Linked DNA regions of Mus musculus: region 2 is linked to region 1. A link is a loop called in an ENCODE intact Hi-C map of the cell type or tissue named here. Cell type or tissue: left cerebral cortex. All regions are shown on one strand. Links, peaks and the distances in the headings refer to the core of each region. The heading gives the core; the rest is flanking DNA.

Evidence for each region. Peaks named below come from ENCODE experiments on the same cell type or tissue, not always from the same donor. Only the 100,000 strongest peaks of a DNase experiment are listed, where the experiment ranks them.
Region 2: it touches region 1 in a loop (2.5-fold over the local background); 7 of 42 quality-filtered maps call a loop at or near these places.

What each region holds. Positions count from the first base shown.
Region 1 is chr16:97,000,307-97,016,086 of GRCm38, reverse strand. The region is part of intron 3 of Dscam (DS cell adhesion molecule); the gene reads left to right. Among named protein-coding and RNA genes, the nearest start is that of Gm32432, 130 kb to the right of the region's middle. In left cerebral cortex, for the core only: no CTCF peak of the experiment used is centred there; DNase peaks (open chromatin) are centred at 6,500, 8,005, 8,858 and 13,020; H3K27ac peaks cover 700 bases.
Region 2 is chr16:96,844,888-96,860,667 of GRCm38, reverse strand. All of the region lies in intron 3 of Dscam (DS cell adhesion molecule), which reads left to right. Among named protein-coding and RNA genes, the nearest start is that of Gm32432, 30 kb to the left of the region's middle. RefSeq lists an enhancer at 12,700-15,068. In left cerebral cortex, for the core only: CTCF peaks have their summits at 5,537 and 8,069; DNase peaks (open chromatin) are centred at 2,878, 5,094 and 8,066; H3K27ac peaks cover 407 bases.

The DNA.
Region 1 (15,780 bases), core at 5,275-13,274:
TACAGTTCCTCAATTTGTAGTGATCCCCAACTATAAATTGCTTTGTTGCTACTTCAAAACCATAACATTGCTACTGTTATGACTTATAATGTAAATATCTGAAATGCAGGATATCTGATATTTGACCCCCAAAGGAGTCTCAACTCACATGGCCCAGGAGTCCAGAAGAACAGATCAGTACTATTTCTAACTTCCACAGCATAGCCCTTTGTTCCAAGTACACATGTGGGCATGACAAGGGGTGGAAGTCCCTTGAGCATGGCTGTATTCCTTAGCATGTGTGATGGTCACACATCCTGCCTGGTGAGTAAACCCACGAGCAAAGACTCCCTGACTCTCATGTAATCATAAACTCATTTGTGATTGCATTATGTCTGCTTTTATCAGAGGAGGTTGCTGTGGGACTAACCCATTCCCAGGGTCACATATAGAGCCCTGTCATCAGCTCACAGGCTTCTTGTCCTATCATGGTTGGTAAAGCTGCCTTTGAAAAAGCATGCTGTCTGTCTGGAGCATACTGCTCATCCCATCAGCAACATGTCTAGGACGATATAAGTTTAGACATTTGAAGCTCAAATTCTGACTCACAAACTGGAAAAACAAACCAGATGGTAAAGTGCTTGTCTTGGAATCCCAAGGATATAAGTTCAATCCCCAGAATCCACAGAAAGGAAGGAAGGAAGGAAGGAAGGAAGGAAGGAAGGAAGGAAGGGAGGGAGGGAGGGAGGGAGGGAGGGAGGGAGGAAGGAAGGAAGGAAGGAAGGAAGGAAGGAAGAAGGGAGGGAGGGAGGGAGGGAGAAAGAAAGAAAGAGAGAAAAAGGAAAGAAAGAAAGAAAGAAAGAAAGAAAGAAAGAAAGAAAGAAAGAAAGAAGAGAGAGAAAGAGAGAGAGAGAGGAAGGACATATAAGGAAGCTGAAATAGGCTGGTCTCAGGCTCACCTGGAAACACATCTATCCAGTCTGCCAAGCTCCAGACCAGAGCCAGAGAGAGAGAGAGAGAGAGAGAGAGAGAGAGAGAGAGAGAGAGAGACTAAAAAAATCAAGGGTAGCATATGACATGAGAATGACACCCAACATTGCTTTTAATATCCACACATATGCACACACATGCACACACACATATGAACACACATGCACATGCATGAACACATGCATATATACATGAACAGACACATGCACACACACATGCACACAGACATGAACACACATGTACACACAGATGAAACACATGAACACACACACACACACATGCATACACAGCCTGACATGTGACTAAAGACATGATTAAATCTCCAGCGTTTTCCACCACGGAACGAATGACACTAATAGAGTCTTATGGTTATAGGAAGCGATGGTTAGACTGCAGACAAGTGGCCAGCAGCAGAATGGGGTTTGTCCCTTACTAAGCAGGGAAACCTTTTTGTATCTTTTGCGAGGGTTGTGAGGCCTTTAGGACCTTTTCAGGTAAGTCACTCCTGAAACAGTATTTCAAATGGGGGGGAAATGGCTGCAATGCATGTTCACCTGAGACCAGTCACCAGCAGAGGGAGTTTGGTTTTGTTGCATTCAATTTAAGCCAAGTGGATCATGTTTCCAACAAAACAGAACCAACATCTCTCTTGGATCATCAGCCAGCAGTGTGTGTTGTAAAATACACATCAGTCGTGTGGATTGCAACTCAGTAAGCTGCTGTGAACTGAGTTTTTAGTGTACTGGAGCTTTGTGGGTTAAATGACCAGGAGCCACAGTGCTGCAGTTTGCAGAGGCTGGTAAACTGCATTAGCAAGTAAGGGGGCGGGGGGGGGGGGTGAACGGACAGACTGAAGGAAATCATTGCTGGGATAATTCGGATGAGATGCAAACAGATATATAGAATATGAATTCTTCTCAGATCATTTAGTCAACTGTTCTTTTTTTTTTGATATTTCAGGATTTTATTTATTTTTAATTAGGTATTTTCTTCGTTTACATTTCCAATGTTATCCCAAAACTCCCCCATGCCCTCCCCACACCACTCCCCTACCCACCTGTCTTAGTTAGGGCTTTACTGCTGTGAACAGACACCATGACCAAGGCAAGTCTTATAACAAAACAACATTTAATTGGGGCTGGCTTACAGGTTCAGAGGTTCAGTCCATTATCATCAAGGTGGGAGCATGGCAGTATCCAGGCATGGCTCAGGAGGAGCTGAGAGTTCTATGTCTTCATCCAAAGGCTGCTAGTGGAAGACTGACTTCCAGGCAAACTATAGGGTGAGGATCTTATACCCACACCCACAGTGACATACCCATTCCAACCAGGTCACACCTATTCCAACAAGGCCACACCTTCAGATGGTGCCACTCCCTGGTCCAAGGATATACAAACCATCACACCACCCACTCCCACTTCTTGGCACTGGCGTTCCCCTGTACTGAGGTATATAAAGTTTGCAAGACCAATGGGCCTCTCTTTCCACTGATGGCCAACTAGGTCATCTTCTGATACATATGCATCTAGAGACACGAGCTCCAGGGGTACTGGTTGGTTCATATTGTTGTTCCACCTATAAGGTTGCAGATCCCTTTAGCTCCTTGGGTACTTTCTCTAGCTCCTCCATTGGGGGCCCTATGATCCATCCAATTAAATCAACTCAAAAAGGCATTTTGAGACTAGAGAGATGGCTCAGTAGGTCAAAGTATTTGCTATTCAAGCATGAGGGCCAAAGGTTTGATCCCCAGGACCCAAGTAAAAGGGCAACCGTGGTAAGGCGCACACACACACACACACACACACAGAGAGAGAGAGAGAGAGAGGGAGAGGGAGAGGGAGAGGGAGAGGGAGAGGGAGAGGGAGAGGGAGAGGGAGAGGGAGAGGGAGAGGGAGAGGGAGAGGGAGAGGGAGAGGGAGAGAGAGAGGGAGAGAGAGAGAGCGTGCACTGGGGCAGGAGGAAAGGAGTGGAGACAGAGTTCTCAGGCTTGCTGGTTAGAAGCCTAGCTGGAAAATTGTAAGCTCGGGCTCAATGAGAGAGCCTGTCTCAAAGGAATGTGGTGGAAAGTGGTGGAAGATAATATTAAAGCCATCCTCTGGCCTTTGTGGGCATGCACACAGGTGCAGTTACCCTTCCCACATGTACATATGCACCTCTGCCACACACAGGGGACTTGAAGCTTGCAGGATACTGAAAAAGAACATGCCAACTAGAACTACATAGTACATTTCTACTATTTGTAAAGGTTTAGTCATTTTCTGTCTTCACAACTGTGCTATCCAGTTAGCCTGAACACTGTCAACGAGACTGTTTGGAGACAGTTTCTGTACCAGAAACCAATGGCTCAAGCTGCCAGCCCTAGCCGCAGCCTATCTAGAATCTCAAGCCTAATGTCATCACAGGCCAGATCCAAGGTGCATCTGAACTGGACAGCAGATCAACCTGAAATGTCCATTGCCTAGATCTTGGACAGTTTCTACAGGCAGCCTGCCTAACCCACTCTCCAGCCATCCCTCTCCTACTTTCTCTTGAAGGACATGAAGACAGATCATAGCTTGGCCAAGACGTGTTCCCAGGCCTTTGTACCAAAGGAAAGGTCCCATTGGCCATTTCTAAAGGGCACATAGAGCCCCAGGATGAGTAATTGGCTGAGCACTTGGTTTTTGTGTGTGAATTCAGAATCAGATAGAAGGACTTAAATTCTGATGCAGGCATTTGCACAAGATGCTCTGTCATTTTCACACTACCCTTGGGACTATGAGTAGAACAGAATCTACTGAATCTTTGACTTTACTTAAAAGTCATTTTTGATGTCAAAATATGAATACATAGCTCTGTTTCTCTTCCTTTTCTTCACTGTTCTGAGGGACATCCATTGCATGCATGGAATTAACTCATTTTCTGCCTCTGAACCAATACTAGTATCTCTCCCTTCTGTATGTAACACACACTGCATGTGTGGCACTTTGAATGTGGAAGACACATGGCCAGGTCATTTAAGAGCATCTGGATTCTTTTGTTTTTGTTTTTCAAGACAGGGTTTCTCTGTGTAGCCCTGACTATCCTGGAACTCACTTTGTAGACCAGGCTGGCCTTGAACTCAGAAATCTGCCTGCCTCTGCTTCCCAAGTGCTGGGATTAAAGGTGCGCGTCACCACCACCCTGCTAGAGCATCTGGATTCTTAAAAGCAGCTAGTGATATCTTTGTTTTCGTGTGGATATGTGGTGTCCCATAAACAAGTTAAAGTTGGGAAGTCCATGAGCTTCTGCATTGGACAATGTAAGGTGGCTGCCAGCTGCTATAACACTTATGGTGACTTTTGAAGGTGCATAGTTTCAGAAAGAATCTTTGAATGGACAAGATTTAAGTTGTCTGCAAGTTACTCTAGAAAATCTGTCTTTTAGCTGTGCTACAGTTGTTATGTCTCTGTCTCTCATTAGCAATTTTACCACCATACACGAGGAACTGGACTTTGACCTAGGTATAGATTTCAGAGAGGTCTCCAAAATTACTTAATAACAACAAAATCTTGAATGAGCTTGTCTGCCACACATCACATTTTGCTTTGTGTCCTCAACCTGAGACTGGAATCTTTCTGCAATGTTTGTAACTTGTAGTTAGTCATAGCCAGAAGATTCCAAAATACTGCAAAGACCAAAACACAGATTTGAGGCTGGAGAGAAGGCTCTGTGACTAAGAGCTCAGATGGCATCTGAAAGTGACCCTGTCCATCTGGGGCTAGAAGGGGAATTACAGACAGTAGAGTCCTGTTCTCTGTCCTCAGAACTCACACTAGCATTAGACTAGACTGTCAGTCCCACTGAAATCCAGTACAGCCTCTCTCCTTTTTATATTGATCATGTTTTCCATTTTCTCCCATCATCCTTTGTGCCCTCAACCCTTTCCAACATGGCTGAGACCCAGCCTATCTTTTTGCAGGTAAGAAATGGCACCCAGAGGGTTGCAGTGATTTTCAGGATGATTATTCTGCAGATGTTATGTCTTTCCTATCAGTCTCTCCTTCTCTCACAATATGTATGAAGAAGAGGGTGTTAATGTAGTACAAGTTTTGATGTTTCAAGGGTATAATGCCCACATTGCTTAGTTCTGGTGAGGGCCTTGTGTCAGATGGTGGACAACAAACAGGTGACCTGTCCACACAGGAAGCAATAGCAGTTGGGGCATGCTTGCTGTTTTCATGACAGCTTTTGCTCCAGAACTTGGATAGGGCTATGAGGCTCTTAATTTCAGAGTCAGCACATCTGCTGAGCTGAGGTGAAATTCTGTTGTATTGAAAGTCTGCTGTCTTCAGGTTGGAATATTCTAGAACATCTCTTCTAAGGACTTGTGAATATTGTCATTTGGGGCCTACCTGCACAAATATGTAGGTGAACAGCCCCGGCTCCCAACACAAGCTCACAGGATGGTGAAAAGAGAATGTCTTTGTAAGCTGTGGCCTGTGACAGAAATGAGAGAAAACTGACTAGACAAAGCTGCTTTGGTTAAAACCATGGAAATTCCAAGGAGTTTCTCTAGTGGTGCGTGTGTATGTGTGTGTGTGTGTGTGTGTGTGTCTGTGTGTGTCTATCTGTCTGTGTCTGTGTGTGCGTGTATGTGCTGTGTACTTGTGTTTCCTGGAGTCTGTGGCATGTGTGTGTGTGTGTGTGTGCTGTATAGCTGTGTTTCCTGGGGTCTATGGTGTGTATGTGTGTGATGAAGAGTATAATGTGTACCTAATGTATATGAAATGGGCATGTGGCATGTATACACACACACAGATATATATATATATGTATATATATGTATATATACATATATATATATGTATGTATATACACACATATATATATAGTGGGTGCCATATATGATATGTATGTGGTGTGTGCTATTATCAGGGAGGATGTGGGGCTGGGGAAGGGGGACCCCTGAACACCCTACCAGCCCTTCTCAGCTGGTGTAGACCAAAGTTCAGACTACAAGGACATATGGATCCTGGTATGGAACAAAGTGTGTGAGACAATCTCCCCTCTGCACCAGGTGCTTCTCTGGACTCCCTTAGCAATTGGCTTCATAGGGCAGCCTCTCTCCCACTCATCTGCCCATCAATCACTGGGAAGCCATTAGCTGAGCTGACTTGCCTAATTGCTTTCTATGATTTGCTTTTTGGTTAAACTTTCATGGTGCAGTGTTACAGAAATGAAGACAGAGAGACACAAGCCCCTCCCCTTAAACTGTGTGAGCAGTGTGGGCACAGGGAGGTTTACTGCAGTGTAGGTGACAGGGAGAAGAGAGAATCAGGTCTGCAGCCCCTTGCCAGGCTGCACCTGGTCACCCCTCTGCTTCTTTCCCTCCAGCCTGGGAAGAAAGTCAGTTATTTGGCAGCTGCAGAGAATATTCTTTACCAAAAAAGAAAAAAAAGCACCCACGTCCACAGTCCTCCCTCAGTTCCTGCTGCTTCTCTTGGCTCATGTGCTGCAGCACCCACCCTGCCTTGTGTACCCAACCCCTGAGAAGCACAGTCCAGGGCTTGTTAAAGGACCTAATCAATTCTGTGCCTCTCGCTGGCTCAGCAGATCACCACACAGGCAGGGCCATTAGCAAGTGGGAGTGTGAACACACAGCCCTTCCACGAATCAATACGCAGCCTGTGTAGAACAAGCCCCCATTTTTCTCCCATTAAGAAAATGCATCACAAACAGTCTCTTAGATGTTCCCAGGCTTGCCTTTTAGGAAGGAAAAAAGTAATTTTTGTCTGCAAGTTATGCTTAGTGTAGACTGTGATGTACTGAGAGGGTGTGATCACCCTAGGAGGGCACCTTCACAGGCATCAGATTTGGAATCAAGCTATCCTGGCTCAAGCTATTTACAGTAAGACTCACACATGCACACAATCATTCATGCAGACTCTATCCCTCTCCCTCCCCCCCTCCTCCTTCTCCTCTCTCTCCTCCCTCTCCCTCTTCCTCCCCCTCTCCTCTCTCTCCTCCCTCTCCCTCTTCCTCCCCCTCTCCCTCCCCCTCTCCCTCCCCCCTGTCATGTACACACACACACACATGCACATGCACATGCACACACATGTTCTCAGATACACAGAAAGAGGCGCACAAAGCACCATGAGATCAACACATTCATTCATACTTCAGACTTAACTGAAAGTAGACATTTTTTCATATTAGCAAAAATTCATACTTTTTTGACTAATAGTAAGCCCATGTGTTCAATATGTATATTCTTATTTGCCACTGATATTTCTTGTAAAAGCATGAGCACTTCCAGCCCATATGAGCACCAATATTACCAGCTAGAGTTATGACTAGTTGTTGATCATGAATCCTCTTAGTTTTTTTTCATGTTGTCACAAGTCAGGAACTAAAGGGTCAGCATCATATGATCTTAGGTGATATTGATCATACTCAAAGGCTTGGAAGAAGATATGTGGGCCACACCCAGCATCACTGTGGTTGGACAAATTTGCTGTACTTGGTCACTGTGGTGAGGGTAGACCATCTGTTTCTCAGAGCCATGGGTGCCACAGGCAGGAGAGCTCTCCCACTGTTAGGTCATTCCAGAGGCAGGTGGAGTTCTGTGCTCAATAGCTGGAAGTGTTATGAGAGACCATGAGAGATACAGAACCATAAAAACAAAATGAAAAGAGGAAGCAAACCCCAAATGCAGGTCACCAGGAGGCTCTGTGGGAACCATGTTGTTAACAAACCATTTCACACATGCACACGCACACACAGGGAAACACACACACACACACACACACACACACACACACGGCCTCAACCATCTTGAGGATGCAGGGTGTTGATGCCAGATGCTGTGTTAATGGATCTCGTGGCAAGCCCGTCAACACAGAATTGGGAGAAGGGCCTTCTATTTTTAAAGAATGCCCAACATTCATGTTTTTCATATTTTTCTAGCCTATAATTACTCTTAATCAAAATACAAAAATAGTAAACAGCAAAAAGGAGCCGAATATGGTGACAGTTTGCCAATAACGAGAGAGCGTTCCATCTGTCTAGCCGCGAGTGAAATGGTGTAATTACTGCTCATTTTTCTCGTAATTGCTGAGTTATTAGCTTAAAGCTTACACACAACTGGTGAACAGCACTACCCATTTCTTAATTAGAGCCCCGGCCCTGCCATGCTTGAAATCAGGGAGCCCCAGAGTCACAGGAAGAAGCCATTAACCCTATCTGCTTTTACAGACTGGGCACAGACACTCACAATTCTCTCACTGTCCAGACCTTAGTGCTTATAATTCTGTTTCAATGCCAGTTGATTTTTAGGCTCCCCAACTGAAATCTATCCTTGCATTCAAAAATCCATCATCACTAGATGACATCTCAAGGAGACCACACTCTGCTGATTTCTCTCCAGTGGTCTGTTAGTGGTTCTGTTGGCATATTGCAGCTAGGGAGACTGTGTCAGGAAGCCCAGGGTATCACTAGGGTGCTCTGCACACAGCTGTGCAGGTTTTACAACATGGAAAACATAATAAAAAGTAACTTTCCTTAGTTAATCCTGTTTATCTACATCAGCAAATAAAGGCAGACCGAGCTTTGATTGACATGACCATCCAGGGTGTTAATTAATTGATCTCTGAGGTTCACTCAAGCCGGACCTGTTTCTGTTGGGTTTTATCAGGAAAATGGAGGCTGTAGATGTCTCCCCCTGCTTGAGGTTGTTGTAGAACATTGCTGTTCAGGTTTATTTTTAGCACTTCCCTTGTTTTAGCATGGAAAGTTCTAGCTCTCGGAAGGTGAGGATATTATTGTAGGGACATGCTTAATTCTGCCTCAGTCCCTGGGCTCCTAGGACTTCCTGGGGGATTCCTGAGTGTGTAGCAAGCCACCAATGGCAAATATGTGTGCATTTGCCAAATGAGGCCTTGGGAGAGACATCTCTAGGCTTCTGGCTTCGTGTAGTTAGACTGGAAAGGACCTGCTTGCAGTAATCAAGTCTTCTGAGCTCTCAGTCTGGAGATGGCAGAGATACAGGAAGCCAGGTTCATCCTTCTTTCAGCCCAAGTGAAGCTTTGCTAATGAGATGCTGCTTCACAAAAGAATATGGAGTCTTCACAGTAAAAACCTCACACTCTCAAAAGGTGGAGGAAGGTCTCTCTCTACATCCTGGGGTAACCTACAGAGGACAGTTTGTGTAGCCCCTGCAGTAGAGGCAGCACATTCTTTGTCTCTTTCATTTCCCTCTCACTGAGGGAGAATATTGAACCTCTAACTTGAGATAAGCTGCAGAAGATTGGGAAAATGCATTTTAAAATCCACATCGTAAGCCCCAGGGAACTGTGCATCTGAGACTCCTCTGAGCTCCCGGAGGCCTCACATGCTTATCACGCCTAATCCTTTGGTTCTGCTTACCAGCTGCGGAGCACAGATAGGGGATGTTGGGGGGTTTACAGCCTGCAAAAAAAGCAGTCCAGATACTTCACCCCGAAGCACAAGAATGAAATGAGAATTTGCATAATCCACCCAGACTTACCCAGGTTTCTTCCAGTCTTCTTATCACATTTTTTGAAAAAATCTATTAAACGAGTATTAGGACAAAATGTAGTTTTTCTTTTCAGAGCATCCATTTTGCCTGTATCTCAGGGCCAGTGGGGCTTTCTGTATATGTATGTATTTTGTGTGCAGGGTAATGTCTGAAGGGCTGACCTTGTCCTTGTGTCCTCTCTGTGTTTAGATCAGTTCTTTTGACTCAGGAAGCTTAGTTCTGAGTGATTATGAAATTTTTATCTAAAAAGGCCCTAAGTAAATCGCATTTGTGAAAACTGTGGCATCTTATCACTTGGTATTCCAGAAGTGGGGAGGCAGATCCATGGCACATTCATGATAGCTGTATGATTAATCAAACTGGCTTATCAGAAAAATGCAATGAAACTAGTTCTTACCCACAGTCTGTCAGCCAACATGCATTAGTGCACACACGTGCATGGACACAGACATAACACACATGCACACACTCATGCATATACATATACACTCATACACACAGGCATGCACACACACATGCATGCTGGCATACACATAGTCTCTCACACACGCATATGCACACATGCATGCAGGTACATACACATACACACACACATGTATGCACACATGTTCACATATGTGCAAGGCTCCTACAATAAGAAGTAACAAGCCTTTTCTTTAGTTTCAAACTGATAAAGTTGGCCAGCCCTTGCCTCTGTCCCACTTTTGTTCATTAATTAGATTGTTTTCATTAACAGTTTTCCACTTTTTCTTTAACTCTTTTAGCACCTTCTCATCTGCACTATTTTACCAAAGCTTTTATAAGTCAATACTTATTTACTTAGTTTTTGTAATTTTAATAGATGCATACAATGTATTCATTATCAAATCTATTGCCCACTCCTTCCCAACTATTCCCCCTACCCTGCTACATGTCTCAAATAAGTCCAGTGGGAGCTGCCAAAGTGTGTGTGAGTGTCAGACTATCCATTGGAGGATCTGCAACTTATCTGGAGTCAGATCTCATCCGTTTAATTCTGGGATCCAGTTGTTTCTGTGTTTCAGACCTCAGACTCAGATTTTGATGATGCACATACTTGTGTACAAAATCCTTTCTTGCATGTGTACAGAACTGGCCTTTAGTACATGTGTGCCAGGGGCTAGAGAGATGGCTCAGCTGTCAAAAGCTAGGCTCACAACCAAAACCACAAAAATACAAGAGTAAATGTACGCCTTTTTCAGTGTTTAAAAGTTTTAAAGTTGTATGTGCATGTGTGCTTTGTCTGCGTGTATGTCTATGAACCACACCCACGCAATGCCTGAAGAGTTCAGAGGAGGGCATAAAATACTCTGGAACTGGGGTTACACATGACTGTGAGCATCCATGTGGAGGTTAGAAAGTGAACCCATATTTTCTGCAAGACCAGTGGAGTACCCTTAACTACTGATCTATATTTCCAGCCATGTGTATGTCTTTTAATATGTACATATATATGTATATGCTTGTGTGTCTGTTGTGTATATGTATGTGTAAGGTGTGTGTGTTTGTATGTGTGTGTGTTTATGTGTGGTGTGTGTGTGTGTGTGGTGTTTGCATATGTGTATGCATTTTTGTATGTGTATAGTGTGTGTGTTTGTATGTGTGTGTTTGTGTGTATGTGTAGTATGTATGTGTGTTTGTATGTGTGTGTTTGTGTGTATGTGTAGTATGTATGTGTTTGTATATGTGTGTGCATGTGGTATGTGTGTGTTTGTGTGTATGTGTAGTATGTATGTGTTTGTATATGTGTGTGCATGTGGTATGTGTGTGTGTTTATATATATATGTGTGTGTTTGTATGTGTGTGTGGTGTGTGTCTATTTGTATGTGTGTTTATTGTAGGGTGTGTGTGCTTATATGTGTGTGCTTGTATGTTTGTATATGTATGAGTGGTATGTGGTGTGTGTGTGTGTGTGTGTGTGTTTATATATGGACCTCTCCTTTACCTCCTCCTTGTCTTCCATTTAATGTCATGAACTAATTTCTGTGCGCCTTAACTGATGTATAGTTACTATTCCATTTTTAATTCTATTATAAACCATATCTATATTGTTTTTTGTGTCTATTACAAATCTTATAAAGTGACAAACATCCACAGAGCCCAACACTGGCTAGTCTGTTTTTTGGCTACAGCACATGGATCTGATTGGACATCTTAGTCATCCTGTTCTTCCTTGCTCTATTTCAGTCCTGAGAGTCTATCAGTCATTCCGTTTTTGTTGCTATGTGCCCAAGTGAAGGGCCATTACTGGCTTCTGTGACAGATTCTTATAACTTCTTTCTTCCATCCTGGTCATTTTACTGCACAGGAGACATGACAGAGCAGAGAGAATCTTTGCAAGTGTTGCTGGGCAGAAATGCTCTGGGACAGCTAGGGGAGAGTGATTCACTTCCTCTGAGGGAGCCAAGAGGAACCCAATGCCACTCAAGAGCTTCCCTAGAGAGTCAGATAGAGTGCCTTTTGAAAGGTCATGTAAGTAGTTTGATGAGGGAGGAGGTCGGATGGATATACAGGAACTTAGGGGAAATAGTGAAAGACAGGAACCAGAGGAGCCAACCATAAGGAAGCAGTTGGCCAGGAAGAGCCACCACCTCCCAGAACATATGACAAAGAGTCCTATGAACTGAGCCAGGAGGAGGGCCTGAGCCTGAGGGCTGTGGAGACTGGGTGGATGGAGAGGTACCTGAAAGTGACTTAACAGAAATGCTGACTGTTCACGCTTTCCAGGCTCCAAAGGGGACACCCTTTGGAGATGTGGCTTGTCTCATGTCTCCCACTCAGTGTCATACCTGTACCATTCCTAGGGTCCCGTGAACTTCTCAGTCTAGCTGTCCTCTGCTAGGGCTGGTGGCATTCCTCTTTGGGTGGATTTTTGGGTCTGGCAGGTAGAAAAGCAAATCACTGTCTCTGAGTCCCTTGCGTTCATCTCTTGCTGTCACTGCATAGATGGAGGGACTGGGATTCAGGTGCACTTTGCTTCTTCTTAACCCAACCTTTGGGAAGGTCTGGTTCTCGGGACAATAAGATGGAAACTGAAGCTCAGTGAGATCTCCCAGAGAGCTATTGGGGATGTCGGCGTGTCACTGAGCCAGGCAACTCTGGGTGAGAACTTGGCATGGGTGTCTGTCCATCTGTGTGAACCCCTGAAATGACTGGTTGTTAGAAATAAAACCCCCAATAGGCTCCTTTTTTAAAAAAAATCCCATATTTGTGGAAGCTTCTTTGTTAGCACATACCTTGGGTGGAGAGCTGTGTTCAGGGAAGCTCTCATTAGCAGCCAGTTCCTCCTTTATTTGATAATGCCTTAAAAAACTAAAACCAGAAGAAAACAAAAATACCCAAGGGGAGGTTTTGCTCCTGACCAAACATTTACATTTGAAGTGCATTCTGGGGTGGGAGATTCCTGCTGAAGGGGTTTGAATCTGTCTCTTCCTCAAGCCTGCCTGGAAGGTGAGTTTTCCACGAGGAGGCACACACTGGCTTGTATGTATGTATTTATTCTCTGTTTGAAAAGCAGCTTTACATCTGCCCCAGAGAAGCTCATTACAGACATTACAGACAGGCCTTGCCTTCCTCTTGCCAAGCTGTCTCCTTGAAATGGAAAACTAATGGGTGTCAGATCTGCACCATGTAGCTGCCCGGCATTCTCTTTGATCCAGTGCAGAATGTGTTTGTTAAAAAAGCTGCTTTATTGATTTTTTTTTATTATAGCTGCTTTTTGCCATGTTTAGATCATTTGTACATATGCACATCACAATTTTTGTGACATCAAAGTGTCTAATAAGTTCACTGTGCTCAGGAAACATCTTAAGAAACAAAGGGGTCTCTATTCTGTAAAAAAAAAAAAAAAAAAAAAAAAGTCTGCTTCTTAACCCCACTGTAAAGGCTGTTTTCACAAATTCTGCTAGAATTGCTTAAGTGTATTTTAAGGGTTCTTCCAGAATTCCTCACCTTCAAAACTGTGCCTCCCATGACTCTACATTTAATTGGTTAAATCTGAGGGTGGAGCTCATATGTACTCAGGACAATGTTGACAGGATGCTCTGTGTGTGTGTGTGTGTGTGTGTGTGTGTGTGTGTGTGTGTGTGTGTGTAAAGCTGAGTAGCAGGCGTGCTCATTATTTATTAGCCTCAGTTATATGCCTAGGTGTCTGCTCCTTCCCACAGCATCCTTTTCATCCACGCTCAGCCCTCGCAGCTTCTGCTGTGGTTTTCATCCCATATGTTGCTTTTAGCAAGGAGGATATCTGGGTGTGCAGGAGGCAGCCCATGTGGCCTGGCTTCTCTCCCTGGATGCATCTGTCTCAAGTCTGTACCTACTGAGGGATCCTCCCCTGCCTGGATAGACCACTGTTTATTTTCTCACAGGAAGAGAAGAAAGGTTGGGCTCTTTGTTATGAGAGATTGCGGGTGAGGACATTATAGGCATTCATTTGCAGGCTTCGTGTGAGCACAGACTTAAATTTGTGAGCTGTGTGGCTGTAAATGTTTAAATCACTCTCATTTATGATTTTAAAAAAATCCTCAGGCTTTTATCAGCTTGATGGAATCCCACTTGCATATTTTTTTTTGGTTGCCATGCTTTGAGGGCGGGGGGTTATTGTTCCAAATCATTGTCCATCCCAATGTGCTGAAAGCATGGCTCTTAAGTTTTCATAAATGGCATAGTTTGAAGCCCTACTATTAAGCATTTGCTCTCTTAGTGCATTTTGAATGCTTTGTGTGACTTCCTCCTTCTACCTATGGACAGCTAGCTCCTCCTGCACATTTATTTAGTAGACCATCTTTCCTCTAGTGTATGTTCTTGGTGCCTTTGTCAGAACTCAATTGGCTGAAGATTTACTTATTATCCCTGTTCTATTCCACAGGTCTACATGTCTGTTTCCAGCATTTTGCTTTATTTTCTTTTATCAAGAGTGTTTGGCTATTCAGGATTTTTACATTTTCCTCTGTGGCTCCATTGTAAACATTGGCCTTATTCTTTGCAGTGGTGCGTAGATCACCATTACCATTTTGGTAGGAATTTCCTCAAGTCTATACATTACATTTAGCTGAGTACTCCTCCAGTAATGATCCTTGTAATCCTCGAACATCAAGCCTCTCTCTGCTTTCTGTGTCTTTTTCGGTTTCTTTGGTTGGTGTTTCGTAGATGCTGCTGTGACAATTTACTTCTCTTGTTAAGTTTCTTTCCTGGTGTACTTTTCAGCTGTTGAAAAGAGGTAACTTTCTGTTTCAGAAATCGGTGCTTTTCACACATCTAAGCCACTCTTCTGTGCAAGCCAACTCTGCATCTGTATCTTGGCTGACTTCATTACTGGATCTAGGAGTGTGTGGTGTAGCCCTTGAGATTTCCTAAAATAGACCATATCATCTGTAAACAATGACAGTTTTGTGTACTCTTCTAATCCAGCTGCCTCTGTTTCTCTCTCTTGAGTGATTGCTTTGGGAAGAACATCTAGTATTATGCTGAATAAAAATACTGAGGCATATATTCTCATTTTGTTCTACACATGAAGCTGACAGCCTTAAGATTTTCTCAGTTCAACATAAAGCCAGCTGTTCATACATACACACACATGCACAAACACACACACTCCCACACGCATGCATGCATACATGCTGTGCACATACATATGCATGGATATGTGCACACATATGGATGGATATGTGCACACACATGCATACACATGTACACACACACACTGTTCTATTGTGTTGAATTCTCTTCTGTGCCTCATCTATTCAGGTTTTATCATAGATGTTCATCGTGCCAATGTGATGTGTTGTTTGTCGATTTGTAGCTATTAAACCATCCTTGTACCCCTAGGGTAATTCTTGTTTGCTCATGGCAAATATATTTTTAAATGTGCTATTGGATTTGGTTTGCTAACTTCCTGAGAATTTTTTTCACCAATGTTCATTGAGGATATTGGCTGACAACTTTCTGTCTTCTTGTGTTTTTCTCTGATTTGTGTGTCAATGGTAGTGCTGGCCTTCTGGGATCTATTTGCAAAAACTCACAGTTGTGTTAATTTAAGTAGAACTGGTATTACTTTGCTTTCAATGATTAGTTGAATTAAACAGAGAAATTATCTGGTTTGGGTACTTTGGGGGGATAAATTTAAATTACTGTGTCAATTATTACTTGTTATCAATTTTGCCTTCATTCATGGTTTAGCCTCATGTTAATGGAGTATGTGTCCAGGAACCTGTCAGTTTCTTTTTGCTCATTAAATTTCGTGGCATTTAGCTGTTCGTATGAGCTGTTTAAAAATA
Region 2 (15,780 bases), core at 2,515-10,514, 150 kb after region 1:
ACAAAGACAGAACCCCACAAAAAAACAGCTTTCTTTAAAAAAAATTAAAATAAAATAAAACAGATAACTGTCCCCCACTCTCCCCCTGTTAAAACCTCCTTTCCTAGCTACAAAGCCTACTTCAGATCTCATATCGAATGCTCTGGTTGTCCCTGCAGCCAGGCCCTGAGCCACCACCTCTCAGGCTATTAAAAGTCTACTCTTGCTGTTGAGATCAGTCTGAATATTCACCCCTTGCTTCCTCCTGTAAACCCAATCCTTGCAGATACACCCACTCCCCTCCGAGATGAACTGCAGCTCTAATGTGTCGGTGAGAGAGGAGAACATCGCATCTTTCATCCTTTCCTTGCAAGCACACAAAAATCCTCCTTACTAAGCCATGTGGTCTGATGGCTGGATCATGCTGTTCCTCTTCTGCGTCTGCTTCTGAATCGCCAGACTTGAAATCAACGTATTTGTTTCATCACCTGACAATAGGCAGCAACTTGCAGCTTAAAGGACACAGATTCGGAGTACTACACGGGTGGGCATGTCTTGGAAATTGCAAGCTCTGATTATCAAAGTGCAGAGGTCTTGAAGAGGTCATTCACCTGCCAGCAAGAATCTGACTACTACAAAATTCCCTGACAAAGCACTTGGGTAAATCACCAGGCTCAAAGCTAAAGAGATTTTTCCAGTTGCGGCACAAGGGAAGGAGACATTAGCTTGACTGGCTTCATTCCTGAGTATGAGGTACATACAATGTTCCAACCCTCAATCACGTCTACCCACAGTGACAGCTGCAGGGGCTGTGGTGCCTACCTTGACCTTCTTCCAGGGCCAAGGCTATAGAAACTATGTGATTTAGTGGAAGCAAGGAGAGGAACAACCAAGAGACAGGAGCAAGGCACCATTTTGAACATGTTTGCACATGATTGGCACTCAGTAAGGCTTATTTATTTAGATCAAAGGCAAATATTATTGTCAAAAGGAGACTGACTTTTCCAGCCTGAAGTTGTGATTATAACTGAATGATGGAGTCATGATTTTATCATAGATTTTTTTTTTTAACTGGCTCACACTTTCACAAAAATAGTGATGTAGCTGACTGGGGAAGTCGCTGCCACCTGTGTTCTCCTTATTAGAACTTTCCAACAGGGGTAAGTGCCATTGTTGAGCCTGTGGTGGCTATTCTTGGTCGTCAACATGACTACATCTGGAATTAACTAGAGCCTAAAAATAGAGGGCACATCTGTGAGATTTCTGCTTAATTTGAAGTGGGAAGATCTGTTTCTAATCTGGATCTTTAAGGTAGGAAAACACACCTTTAATCCAGATCTAGTCTGAATACACACTCGTATACGGATATGTGTGTATATATGCTTCCACAAAATGAATTTTTAAAATATGTATATACTGTGAATTGCTGTGTCAAGCTAGTTAAAATATGAAATCATCCCAGACAAAATCTGCTTCTTGGCAAGCTACAATATGTTCTTTTATTTTTTTTTAAACTATAATCAGCATACCAGGTGATAATTTATTTAACTTATTGCTAAAAGCTGTGTCCTTTGATCTGAAATGCTCCAAGTCTCAGGCTATATCCCAGGGAAGACAAGTTACTCCTTCCTCACTTCTCAAATCTTACACGAGGACATTGCTTCCTTCTGAGACTGTTGTATTTATTTCACTAACATAAGGTCCTCCAGATTCATCATGTGTCACCTGTTGTAGGACTTCTTTCTTAGTAAAGGCCGAGTAGTATTCTTCTGTGTGCATATGCAGTTTATTTATCCATTTTTCTGTGCTGTGGTCACTGTTAGGTCCACAGTGGTGGTTGCTGTTGTGGGCAGTTCTGCAGTGAACATAGGAGGGAATGCAAACATATTCTCATATTCTCTGCACGGGGTGTGTGTGTGTGTGTGTGTGTGTGAGAGAGAGAGAGAGAGAGAGAGAGAGAGAGAGAGAGAGAGAGAGAGAGAGAGAGAGAGAGAGAGAGAAAGAGACAGACAGACAGAGACAGAGACAGACAGACAGACAGACAGACAGACAGACAGAGAGAGTGCTGTTCTTGGTCTGGCATGGAGCTAGTGTGTAATGGGCCACACTTATTGAATGGACTTTACACGATGGTAGAATTTTCTGAGGTCAATATCTAAAAATAGAACTGTTCCCTATGCTTTTTGTTTAAACTGGAGGCATGAAGCCTGAGAAATCCTTTTGAAGAATACATTCATCATGAATGCAAAATCCAGAAATATGTTTTCTGGAGTAGAGGAATCCAGAGCACAGTCTCCCCTCCTCACCCTGCCCCACCTGTGTATCAGATCTTTAACACAATCATGATGATGGTGGGTGACAGGGTGTTTTGCCTTCTGTTAATCGAATGTGAGGGCTGAGTAAATTGCCTTCTGAGCAATGAAGGGGGTGGATCTAAAGAAATGACTGGCAGGTCACTGGATTGATATGATCCTGATCTCAGAGATTCAGAAAGGCTGTCCGGCCAGGCAGATTCAGGGAGGAGACCTCAACCGCTTGAATGCAGCTGGATTCTCTCTGTCAACATCTCAAGTCTTAAATAAAAATGGAGTCTTGTAAAGCCATTAGCAGCCATAGCTCCTGATAAATTCACACTCCAGGATAAGAAGGATCTTTTGGATCCCCAAAGAGCCCTGGGCCTGTTTATGAGCTACAAGGAACTCAAGTCCTAGCACAGAGCCCCCTTCCTGCCCACACCCTGAAGCTAGTAACAAGAATGTGTATGAGTTTAAGTGTGAGTATCTGTGTGCCCTCTTAGCATGCTAAGGTGAGTGTGTGGAAATCAGGACAATTGCCAACATAGGCTCTTCCCATTCACCATGTAGTTTTCTGGAATTTCGTGTCAGGCCTGCTGGCATTCTTCCTTGTCCTCTGAGTCATCTTGCCTGCCTCGTTCAAGAGCTGTTCACACAACAGATGATGAGACCAAAGAGTCACATGGCAAATGCTAATATCCCCATTCCTTCACTCCACATGAGGGCCCCAGAGTGAAGAATAAGTCAAAATTACCAAGATTGAGGCCAGCCCCAATGTTTTGCCCTGAGTCTCTGTTCACAGAAACAGATCCTTGCAAAGTTGCTTCAATGGACATGTTTTTAAAAGTTCATGAATACAGAGAAAAATATCTCAGGACTTTATTTTTTTTTAAGTATTATGATTAAAGATAAAGAAAAAAAGAAACAAAATTCCTGGAGGATTATGGAATCCAGGTACAAACCTCTAAATTCTATAGAGGACTAAGAAAATTCATGCATTTACAAACTTCTTTCAGCTATCAGCTTAAAATAGAGAAAATGTTAAACTCTGCAGGTGGACAAATTGCTTTGTAACAAGGCTGGGTCCTGACGAGGATGGAAGTTTTGATTAAAAACATATCCAGAAGGGAAGTAAAAATAGTCCTGACCTTTGAAGAGGAAAAAATTCTGGTCTTCAAGTTTGACTTTCATTAAAATAAAAATAACAAAAGAATGTCCCAGAATAGCCTCTGAGGTTTGAAATCTGCTCCCACATGAAATCATTTATTTGGAACTATCCAGGGAAGAGAAGAGAAGGGGAGGGAGGAGGAAGCTAGAACTTAATGTTGTGACCTTTGTTACTGGATCTAGGTTATTCCTCACATGTCTAGGAAACTTCACGGAAAATTAGCCTAGCCATAGTTTATATATATACCTGTACAATTAATGCAGCCCCAAAGCCACCAAGTTTTAAGCCCCCTCCTCCTAAATCTGCCTATCATTTATCTCAGCCCCCACTGCTCCCCAGTTAGCTGGTGTGTACAAGGCCCAATTCATCTTCAGGGTTTGGTATCCCCTGTGGGTCTGTGAACAGGGAGGGCCTGACTAAAAAGAGCTGAATGCCCCAGTTTGTCACCTGGGCCATATGAGTCATCCAGTCTGATGCAGTAAATAGTGTCTCCGAGAATCAAGGAAACCTAGATTGTGTAACCTCAGTCCCCAAATGATTGTATCTAAAACTTCAGATATCCTGCCCAAATCACAAAATTAGGGCACTAAAAAACATGTTATGAATCCTTGGTGCATGGCAATCACCAGAGATCACAGCTCCCTCCCTGTGCTCATAAATGCTCTGGGTGAGGTAGGCAATGTGAATATATATATATATACATATATATATTATAGACAATATTTTATATATACATATATATATACGTATATATATATATTATGCATGTATGTGTTCACATGTATTTAGACCCTAAGCAGATCACCATCACAGATCATTTAAAACACTCAACAGCTGGAATCCACACCATCAATCCACCAATTTAATATCTTTCTTTCAAAGAAATGAAGACTGGACCCCCAGAATTTTCATAGATGCATACTGAGGAGATAATCAGAAATATAGACAAATATCCTATGTACATATACTCTACTTGATGAGTCACTACACCGTGTCAAGATTCTGCATGTGGGTGCATTCGCACATGTGTGTGCATGACTGTGTGTGTTCATGTACATGTGTGTGTGCATGTGCACATGAGCGTTCATGCATGTGTGTGTTTGTGCCCGGGTATGTGCACACGTGTGTGATTGTGTATTCATGTGCACCATGGTACATGTGTAGGGGTCAGAGGACAACCTTCAAAAGCCAGTTCTCCCCTTTCACCATGAACCCATGTCACCAGGCTTACACAGCAAATGACTTCACCGGCTGAGACATCTCCTTGCGCTGCTTGTCACTTGTGTTGAGAGTTATGTGGTTGTTAATCTTGGGTATCAACTTTGAAGCACATAGACCAGTGAAACACACTGCCAGGCTGCCTATGAAGTATGCTTCTAGAATGGTGGCAAGGACCTGCCTTGGATATGGGTGGTACCATCTTGTCTCATAGGCTAGGGTCTTACATAGAGCACATAAGATCCTGCATAGAGTAAGAATGGTTTTGTTCCCTTATCATTTTAATGAAGAAACCTGGGGCTTTGCACACCCTGTGCCTTCTCTCCTGAGCCACCTCTCCAGTGCTCAGATGGAAGGAGAGAGAATAAAAGCAGAAATTGAGACAGCACAGCATTCTCTCCATGTGTTTCCTGTCCACCATGTTGTGAGCTGCCCACTCCACCCACCCCACCACGATGGCCTGAATCCATGAACCAAGTCTGCTTCATCCCTTCAAGTTGTCTTGCCCAGACATTTGTCACACACTGATGGAAAAGTGACAAACACACTGTGTTCTTACGGCAATCAGGCAGAGGAGGAAGTGAGCTGTGATATTCCCCTGCCTCCAGATGTTTGCTTCGATTTTATGTGTGCAGGTTTTTAAATGCAGAACTGGCTTCTTCAGAGCTTATCTGAGGAAGAGTGCCCTGTCCTCTGCCCATCCCCATAGACAGGACAAGGCAGCAGCGGGTGCATGTGCTTAGCAACCGTTGCTATAGCAGCATCTGTGGAGGGGCTAGGACTCTGTGCAATTCAGGGCTGAGGTGATTTCTGCACCCCATACAATAGCATTATATTCCTTGGCATTTTTCTAAAATAAAATATTTCCTTGGAGAAATTCCACTTTTCACCTTTGGGGGGCAACACTATGAGTATAGTTTCTCATGCACTTTATTTTTATCTAGCCCAGGCTAGCCTCTTCAAACTCACTGTTCTGCCCACACTCGAGCTCCCTCCTGCCTCTGCCTCACAATGGACCATCATTTCTGCTCCTATTTTAAACTTTTTATCTGTGGTCCAGATGTCACAAGCCATGTGTCTAATGATTCCCTGAAGCACTAGCATCCCCAGACCTTAGAACATGGCGTGACTTGAAACTGGGTCATTTTTGCAGATATTATTTATCCAATATGGATAAGTGGAGTGGTACAGAAGACCACTGATCCAGTGTGGATCCTGTACTTGTGAGAGAGGAAGTTGGACACAGATGCAGAGGAACAAAGCCCAATAAAGGTGTCATCACACTGCCATAAAACAGACAACGAAAAGCTGAACTGTTCTGGAAAGGACCAGTCAGTCTCTGAAGGCTTTGGCAGAAACACAGCCGTGGTGTGGATGGCTTGATCTCACAACTTCTCCCCTCCAGGAATATGTATACCTGCATCTCTGTTTTCAACCATCTCCTCTGCAGATCGTTGCTACCACAATATGGGGAAAGTTACACAGACACCACAGAGAACCGTGAAGCCAGTGGCATGCATGTGAGGGGCTGTCACAGCAAGCAGCAGCTCTTCAGAGTCCATCAGGCCTCTCCCCGTGGGTCATGCAAATTTCCTTCACACCTGTCAGGAGGAAAGTAGAGACTCTTGTCTCTTGCCTGGCTATTACAGCTCTGTCTAAAGTCATCGCTGTCTGGTGATGATTGATAGACTCCAGAACTTTCACTCTGTGCAGCTAAGACAAATGACAGAAATTTCAGCTGAATTCTGAGATCTACTTGTTCACTGGCACGGAAACTGAGTTCTGGTGTGAATGAGACTGGGCACAGACAAGAGAGGAAACCGGAAAGGCAAATATTAACTGAGGCTCCATCAGTTTCTTTCTCCTAAGCAAAAACATAGCACCTTTCCAAGAGACTTTGAAAAGGAGAGGAGATAGCATCAGTGATAGGAAGGTGACAAAGGTTCATTCCCAATGGTACCTGATTAAGCTCCCGAGAGAATGATCGAGAGAATGAGCAGAATTGTCCTCCTAGGATATAAGGTTCTCATTTGCTGTTTTCACCTGCATTTCTCTCTTCTCACCCCTGCATTCTCCCAGACCTGAGCTCTCAAGGTTCCCCTCGTCTGATGGGTGTGACGATCTGTAAGGAGGTCACTGAACGGCTGTGTAGGCAGCAGTGGTGACCTGTGCCTTCAAGAGAAGGTTCTGAGGGAGCTCCCATCCATCCAGTGGCTGCAACACATCTCATCTCTTCAGAACAAGGATGTGGTGTGTGGTTTAATTCCCTTTAACTAATCTATATCAGAAAAACCTGAAATTGTAGTTTACATATTGAGATCCTTGCCAGCTAGGTCTATAAGGTTAAATGATTTGAGGACTTGGCTGGGGTACAGTTGTCGGCTCCTGCCTACTGTGTGTGAGATTCAATGTCTGAAAGATAGGCCAAAGTGTTTAGTAAGTGTATCAGAGTCCTATCAATCCTGAGCCATCCATAGCAGGAAGTTTAGCATTGATGCACACAAAGATGCATACACATGTACTCAGATTATTTTTTTAAATGGTGCCCACTTAAAAAAAATAATGTTACCTTTGCTCTGTGTGGTCCTCATATTTCTCAGGATAAAATATTGGTTATTTAAAAAAGATATTCCCTAATTAAAATTTAATATCAGAAAGATGGCCTCAGTGTGGGGCATTTAAAATGGCTTCATTTTATTCTTAAGTGACAAGCTGAACTTTTGCAACATGACAGGAGAATAATTTTCAGGGATATTAAGGTAGGATGTACAGCTGAGGAAATGCTTTAGCATTCAATCTCAAGAAGAGGGTAAATTATCTCAGAACACTGGGGACTTTCACTCATATTTTCTGTAGGGAAATTCTACCTTTATTAAACACTTGTTGGATTGCGTCAAAGGAGTGAACAACTTTACCATGTTCTGTTCCGAGGGTGTGTGACACGCACCGGCTAGTTTTGCTGCAAGTCTCATATTTGTCATGAGACTTGTTAATGAAAACTGGTACAGAATGAGTGTGTCCTGCTGGTGTGAAAAACAAAAAACAAAAAACAAAACAAAAAAACTGATAATATAAACTTGCTAAGGGCAAAAATAGGGGAAGAAAAATATGGAGAATAAAACCAAAATTTAGAGTCGGCTTTCTGCAGAGCAACGAGCTCACATACCCTTTGTGCGCTTTCCCCTCCTTGGGTGGCAGTTTAGATGGGACTGGGCGCATTGTGCTTAGACCTGTAAAGCGCTCTTACCGATCATGGTCTGACTAATCCGTGGAGGAAAGCCCTTAGAATGCCCTGAGTTCATGATTTTCCCCCCCTAAAGATAAAGTACTAACCATGAGAGCCTCAAGACATGGGAGACAGGCTCAAAGGTGGGCAGAGGACAGGGAAAGGTCCCAGGGCTCCCCCTAAAGGACCATCTGGGAATTAACCTGATCTTTTACAGGAAAACTCAGCCAAAGCAGTGCACCTACTTGGGCTTTCTCCACCCTCTGCCTCTGTCATCCAGGGTGGGCCATATGGCCCCTGACCCTCCAACCCCCAGATCCCCGATCTCTACCCCTTTACCCCTTGTTGGCTCTGTATCTACATCACCTGTTTTCCACCCAATTTCACCAGTTTTTATCTCCCATCTAACGACCAGGAAATAGCTGCCCCCACCTACCTACCACCTACCTACCGTCACCCTGCCTCCTAAACCCTGGGGCTTCCGGTCGCGCCCCCCCCCGCCCCGCCCCCCCCCCCCCCCCCGCAACTCATCAAGGCACAGATGCCCCTTCCAAAGTCCTCAACCACAGACCTCCCCACGCTTTTCTTACTCGCTGGCCTGGCCTTCTGGGACAGCAAGCATACAACGGGATATTTTCTAATCGCCCCATCCTTTTGGATTCTGTCTTTCTTTCTTGGCAGCCACTTGTCACTGCCTTTACCAGCTAAGAAGATATAACTTCACCTGCTGTTGGAAGGGACATTGACACAAAGCTTCCCAACTCTAGGCCATTCTTGAACTGCATTCAAGATTACCTGCAATCCCTTAACTCCATCTACACCCTTACTTCCTTTTGGTTGTCTAAATAGCTCTCTCTGTATGTCTAAAGCAAACTGTGCATAAAGAGTATTTGCTCTGTTGGTCTTACTATGGAGTCCTTGCCTTCTTCAGGTCCCTCAATCCTTCCCTCCCACTCTTCCACAAGACTTCCTGAGCTCCATCTAATGTTTAGCTGTGGGCCTCTGCATCTGTTTCCTTTGACTGCTGGGTAGAGCCTCTCAAGAGGACAGTTTTGCTAGATCCTGTCTGCCAGCATAACAGTATGATAACAGCATAACATATGATAGTGTCAGAGATTGGTTCTTGCCCACGGGATGGGTCTCAATTTGGGGCAGTCATTGGTTGGCCATCTTCTCCATCTCTCTCCCAAATTTGTCCTGCCAATTTTGCAGGAAGGACACATTTTGGGTGGAAGGTTTTGTAGTTGGGTTGGTGTCCTTATCCCTCCACTGGGAGTACTGCCTGGCCACAGGAGGTGGCCACTTCAGGCTCCATTACCACCTACACTGCTACAGGTCTCAGCCAGAGTCACCCATAGACTTGCAGGCCTCCCTTCATCCCAGGTCTGTGGCATGTCCCAGACACCCTCACCCCCGACCACTGCTGATTTTTGCTCTCTCTCCTCTCCCTGCACCTGATACCCTGACCCTGCTCCATCCTCTCTCCAATCCAGTGTCCTCCATCCATCCACTTCTGATATCTATTTGAAAGATTCAAGCATCTTCCCAGGGGCCCTCCTTATTATTTGGCTTCTTTGGGTCTGTGGATTGTAGTGTTTGTCTTATACTTTATGGCTAATATCCACTCCTAGAGACTGAACCACAACCAAAGATCAAGCAATGGCTGGATCTAACACCCCACCACCACCACCACACACACACATATGTAACAGATGTGCAGCTTGCATGCAGCTTGATCTTCATGTGTGTCCCACCCACCCCCAGGACTGGAGCTGGTGGGGAGTTGTCCCTGCCTATGGATCATGTTCCACTAATTGGGCGTGGACTTATCTGACCTCAGTGGGAGAGGATGCACCTAGTCCTGCAGTGACTTGATGTGTCAGGGTGGAGGGATGGGGGGGGGGCTCCTTCTCAGAATATAAGGGGATGGAGGAGTTGTGTGAGGAGGGGACTGGAAGTGGGGCTGATACTGGGATGTAAAGTGAATAAATAAATAACATAATGAAAAAAGAATACTTGCATTGCTGCATTTAAATGTAAAGTCAATAGATTCAGCAGTATATGTAGATATACTGACTTCTGGTTAATGCAATTACCTCCCAAAGGCTCTAAGTGGTGGATATTTACAAAGAAGGACATCAAGTGGAGGAGAGAGATCACATGGTGCAGCTTCCTGGAAGGGGCTGGATGAACATTGGTGGAGGCTGGGTCCTTGAGACTTCCTCTGAATGAGTCTGTGGGATTGAGGAGGCTACAGTGGTGTTGTGGAGATAGCACAGTTCTTGGCAGCACAACTGCACGTGAACTGTCCCCATAGACTCACACACTGGAACATGTCTCCAGTGGTGGTGCTGTTTGGGAAGATGATGGAAGACGTAGTAGGTGAAGCCTTACTGGAGGAAGTGCACTGGGGTAGGCTTTGAGGGTGGCCTTTCTTCCTGTTTCCTTCTCTCTGCTTTCTGACTGCCAGGGAAACCATAGGCTCCTGCAGCCATGAGGGACCATCTCCACTCTGGAGCTATAAGCAGAATAAATCCTTCCTCCCTAGGCTGTTTTTGTTCAGGTGTTTTGTCACAGCAACAGAAAGAGGCTAAAATAGCTGCATATGGATAGCAGTTCCACCTGCCTGGTTCTCTGGTCCCTCTTGACTGTAGTTGTTGTGTCTATTAACCTGGTTGTCTTTGCTCTGCTTTGTAACTACTCACCCTGATATACTGTGGTCTTTCCCTCTAACTAGGAGTTCATTTCAGATAATCTCAGATCTCATTGCTACCCCTGCATGTGGCATCCATTTATGTGGATTCTACTGGTTATTTTTGCAGCAGAGCATGCTGAAAGCTGGTGGGCTTTGTGTGGAAGCAGCTGAGGATGCCACTCAGGAACCTGAGTTATTCATAGTGAAGGTTGAGTTTCTACAGGATTATTGAAGATCAGCATCCTAGAGCCCTGGGTGACCCTGAGACCTGCATTTCTTTCTCTACCCTTAGCTATGTCTGTAATATATTTGCATAGATACTTGTGTGACTTTACAGAAGCGCATTATGATTTCTTAATACATCGTCCTCTGTGTCTAGGAAATAAACATAACCCAAAGATCTCACATGATATTGCATTAAAACAGCTAATAATAAGAGAGATGTAAGTAAAAACAATAAAAGAAAGCCCTCAATATCAGCAGCTTCTGCTGAAGCTCCTACTGAAAATACAGCCAAGTCAGTGACAGACCCACTAATCTTCATACATAAAGAGAAAATAAATAATCCCAAAGACCTGGACTATGTGTGAGGAAGATTAGATTTCCTCTTTTATGGAAGCTTCTGCAAAGAAAGAAATCCTGTCTCTAGATTCTGTGTCTGCATCATAATAAGGAAAACAATTCAAATCACAGTTCATATTGAGTCCATTGTGCACATTTGAACAGACACGGAGCCCAGAAACACACTCAGAGCCCCATTTCTCACATCCCAGTGAAGCAAACCCTTGGCAAGGCCCACTCCCCTGTTGTTTGATGCTTACTGATGAAGTTACAGCCTATGAAGCTGATCTCATAATCTATCCACAGGTTACCCCATAACATAAGTGCTGGGAGCACAATCTCTGCCCTCATCTGAGACTTTTCAAATCCACTCCCGCATGTCATCTGCACCACGAGGACAGGCGTCACAGAATTCACTGCCACACACCATCTGTGCACTACGTGGGCACCACATGGGCAGATGTCACAATTAGATCTCAGCACATCTCCATCACAGGCCCAGGGTCTTCTAAAACTTGGCTCAGCCACTTTCTGAGACCGGAAAGGCCTTCATGTCAGCTCCCTCCACTGTTTATTCTTTTTTAACGTGTTGATTTAGTAGTTAAAATTATCTAGATTTAAATTTTACAATTATTTATTCTTAAAAAAATTATGAATGCCGGGTGTGGTGGCACACACCTTTAATCCCAGCACTTGGGAGGCAGAGGCAGGCAGATTTCTGAGTTTGAGGCCAGCCTGGTCTACAAAGTGAGTTCCAGGACAGCCAGGGCTACACAGAGAAACCCTGTCTCAAAAAAATTATGATGAGTGAATGATTACACAAAAGATGGTTTTTCCTCCCTTGTCTACGTCATGCTTTGATGTATTCTCTGATTTTTCTACCCGGCCAAATTCACATCAAGTCACAAGTCATAACAAACCATCTCTCTGTCTCTCTTTCTCCTCTCTCTTTGTCTGTCTCTCTATCTCTGTCTGTCTTTCTCTCTGTCTCTCTCTGTCTCTCTCTCTCTCTCTGTCCATCTCTCTCTCTATCTCTCTCTGTTCTCTCTCTGTGTCTATCTCTCTGTCTTTCTCTACCTGCCTCTCTCTTTCTATCTCTGTCCCTCTCTCTCTATCTGTTTCTGTCTCACTCTCTGTCTCGCTCTGTCTCTCTGTCGCTGTTTCTCTCGCTCTCTGTATGTGTGTGTGTGTGCTCTGTGTGTGTGTGTGTGTGTGTGTGTGCGTGTGTGTGCAAGTAGAGACCCGAATTTGATGTTGAGTGAATTCCTCAAAAGCTTTCCCCAGGAGCTCTCTACTTTTATTTTATTTTATTTTATTTATTTATTTACTTATTTATTGAGATAAGATCTCTCAATGAATCAGGATTGTGCAATTTTTGCTAGTCTGACTGGCCAATAAGCTCTAAGGATCCTCCTGCTCTGTTTCCCAGCGCTAGGGTTACAAAGGCATGCCACCATGCTAGGCTTGTAGGTGGATGCAGGGAATCTAAATCTGTCCTTATTCATACACAGCAAATACTGTACCTACTGAGCCATCTCCCCAGTAAATTTCATTTTATTCCGTCTCCGTATGTGAGAGAAAACATAATACCCATCTTTCCGTTACTTTAATATATTTGTACTAATTTAATTAATTAATATTTATAGTAATTCTCTGAGAATGTCACACAATGTATCTTCATCATACTCACTCCTGACTTATCTCTGATTGCTCCCAGATTCACCCAGTATCTGGGCACTTTGTTTTTCATTTAATTTTATTTGTAGTTCATTTTCACACCCCATATTCCATTCCCCACCCCTCCCCATCCACCCTCTGACTGTTCAACATCCCACACCTCCTCCCCACCCAACCCTGTCTCCACGTGGATGCCCCCACCCCCCACTCCACCTGACCTCTAAACTGTCTGGGGCCTCCAGTCTCTTGTGGTTTAGGTGCATCATCTCTGAATGAACACAGACCCAGCAGTCCTCTACTATATGTATGTATGTTGGGGGCCTCATATTAGCTGGTGTATGCTGTCTGTTTAGTGGTCCAGTGTTGGAAAGATCTCTGGGGTCCAGATTAATTAAGACTGCTGGTCCTCCTACAGGATCACCCTTCTTCTTTCAGCATTCCCTAATTCAACAACAGAGGTCAGCTGCTTCTGTCCATTGGTTGGGTGCAAATAACTGCATCTGACTCTTTCAGCTGCTTGTTGGGTCTTTTGGAGGGCACTTTTAACACAATGATCTCCAGCCTTACTTATTTCCTGAAGGTCGGTGATTCCACTCTTCATGGCAAAGTGCATATCACAACTGGAAGATATTGCCCACAGGAAACATGTCCTTCCAGCATAGCCTCAGGGAACATTGCCTGTTTACTTGTCTTTAAACACTAATCTACCCGACCTAGTCCTTCTCTGTCCTTCCTTGTCATCCTCCCCACCGAGTAGAGGTGGCTCTTACACAGCCCACCATGTGCAAGAACATGCCCCAGATCCCAGGAGAAAACTTCCCATTATCCTCTCCCTCACCCTAGCATCCAGACCAACACTCTGTCCTGGAGTCTGTGTTTTCAAAATATATCTTAATTTAAGCCCATGAAACTTCCATAATTTTCTCCAACCAGACACATTCTCTGTGTCTCATCCTGACTGTCTAATCCTCAGACACCAGACAAGGCCCCCTCCCTCCTGGGGAAGCACTCTCCTCTGTCCAGGCTCATTTCTTTGTCCTTCTGTGCAGTCCTCTGTTTCTTTTCTCTCCTTTGTCTAATTGCTATTCTTGCCTCTAACTGAAACATTTCTTCCTAGACATGAGTGGCCCTGTAGTGACTGACAAGTGTCCCCTCATCATGTAAACCAACGAGTACTGTTCCAGTTATTTGAGTTTCATTGGTTGTTATTATTAATCCTTAAATAATCCCTTTTTTAAAAGTCTAATGTCATTTTATTTTCTGAAGGATTTATTCTGGAAAAAAAAATCACAAGAAATCTAACTAGAGTAAAGATTAATGGCAGACTCTAAGATCTGCACAGGCAAAGCTCTGATCATTAACAAACTAAACAGGGTAATTAGGTGCACAGTTGAATGCAGTGTGCGGGCTTAAATTAGCAGTGTGTAATTGAGCCTCATTTAACTGTGGGAGAAGTACACTGAGCAAGTCTTAGTTACAGGAGGAAAATGTCTTTGTGAGATTGCTCTCGGAGTGTTTAACATACATATGCTAGATGACTCTGGACTTAGAAGCCAGGGTAGGGTTTGAGCTGGTTCCACATGCTCCCCTCCCCCAACTACAGAGGGTGCACCATTACTACTGGTTCAGTGATTTCTCTGTGCAGCTTAGCCTGGGCTGTGCCTGGGCTGCCTCAATGTCACCCTTCCGCCCTTCCTTGACATCACAGTTTACAACCTTCTGGTGAGGGGAGGTCACTGCCTGAACCAGAATGCCTTATTTCCTGATCTTATTATTATTATTTTGTGTGTGTGTGGGGGGGCACCTCAGATTTGTTCTTCCTGAATACCCAGCCATTTAATACAAGGTAAACAGGAAAGGACAGGAACAGGAAGGAAAAGAGAAGCTGCTGTCACAGGCCAATGGTGATGCAGTTGGTGCAAAGTCAGGCAGGAAGGAAGCGGCCACAGCTGAGCGGGGATAAGGAGGTGGGAACATGGCTGCTTAGGTGTTTAGAAAGCAGGGATGACAAAGATGGAAGAAATGTTGAAAGTGTTTCTCTCTGCTACATCCATGCCCACCAGTGGGCTAGCCTGGAAAACAAGAGAAATTAGGCCACCTTTGACACGTCTGTGCCACCCTAGCCTTCCTGATCCTCCTGTGTCTCCAAGTTACCAGGGCTTTGTAATGCATATGCTGTGAGCCACACCCACTGACTCCTCTTGGAGCAGACTGCCCCAGTCAGTGTCTGTGATAGCAAGGAATGGGGGCATAAGAAAGAGAATGTAGTCTGCTCCTCCCCCAACTCACTTCAGTATCTGCTACTTCTGTACCTCTGTTCATTTGCATATGTAAATTTATATTTATATATGCACATATATAGTACATTATGTATCATATAGATTACCTTGAAGATCTTTCCAGAACTTTGGCAATTCTACCTTACTATCCTTTTTAACCACTATGAGTATGAGCTTACTAATTAACTCAATACCCCTAAATTTCATTCTACTCTTTCTGAAGTGTCAGAAAGAGTATTTTGAGTTATATTTTTATATAGCTAAATCTATGAATTTACTTAGGACAGAGCCTTTGGAGAGGACCCACTGGGTTGAAGTATAGGGAGTACTTACAACTAAAAATAATCACACAAGTGGTTCCCCAGGAATGTTTCGCCAGTTTATATGCCATAAGACATGTTTATTTCCCTCTACCCCCCACCAAGATTACGTATTCTCAAATATCTTTAGAATTTTCTAGTCTCCTGGATGGAAATAGCATGCTTTAATTGACATCAATGCAGTTGACTTCTAACTGGGCTTTGTCCAGAAATGGAGGAAGATGAGTTGCTTTCTTTGTATTTTCAGAAAATTGACACTTTCACAACATCAAATCATCTGTTCTTAGAACATGTGGCATATTTCCATTTAGCCTAGTCTTTGATTTTGTCCTGGGGAATAGTTGAGAGTGTCTTTTAAGTGTA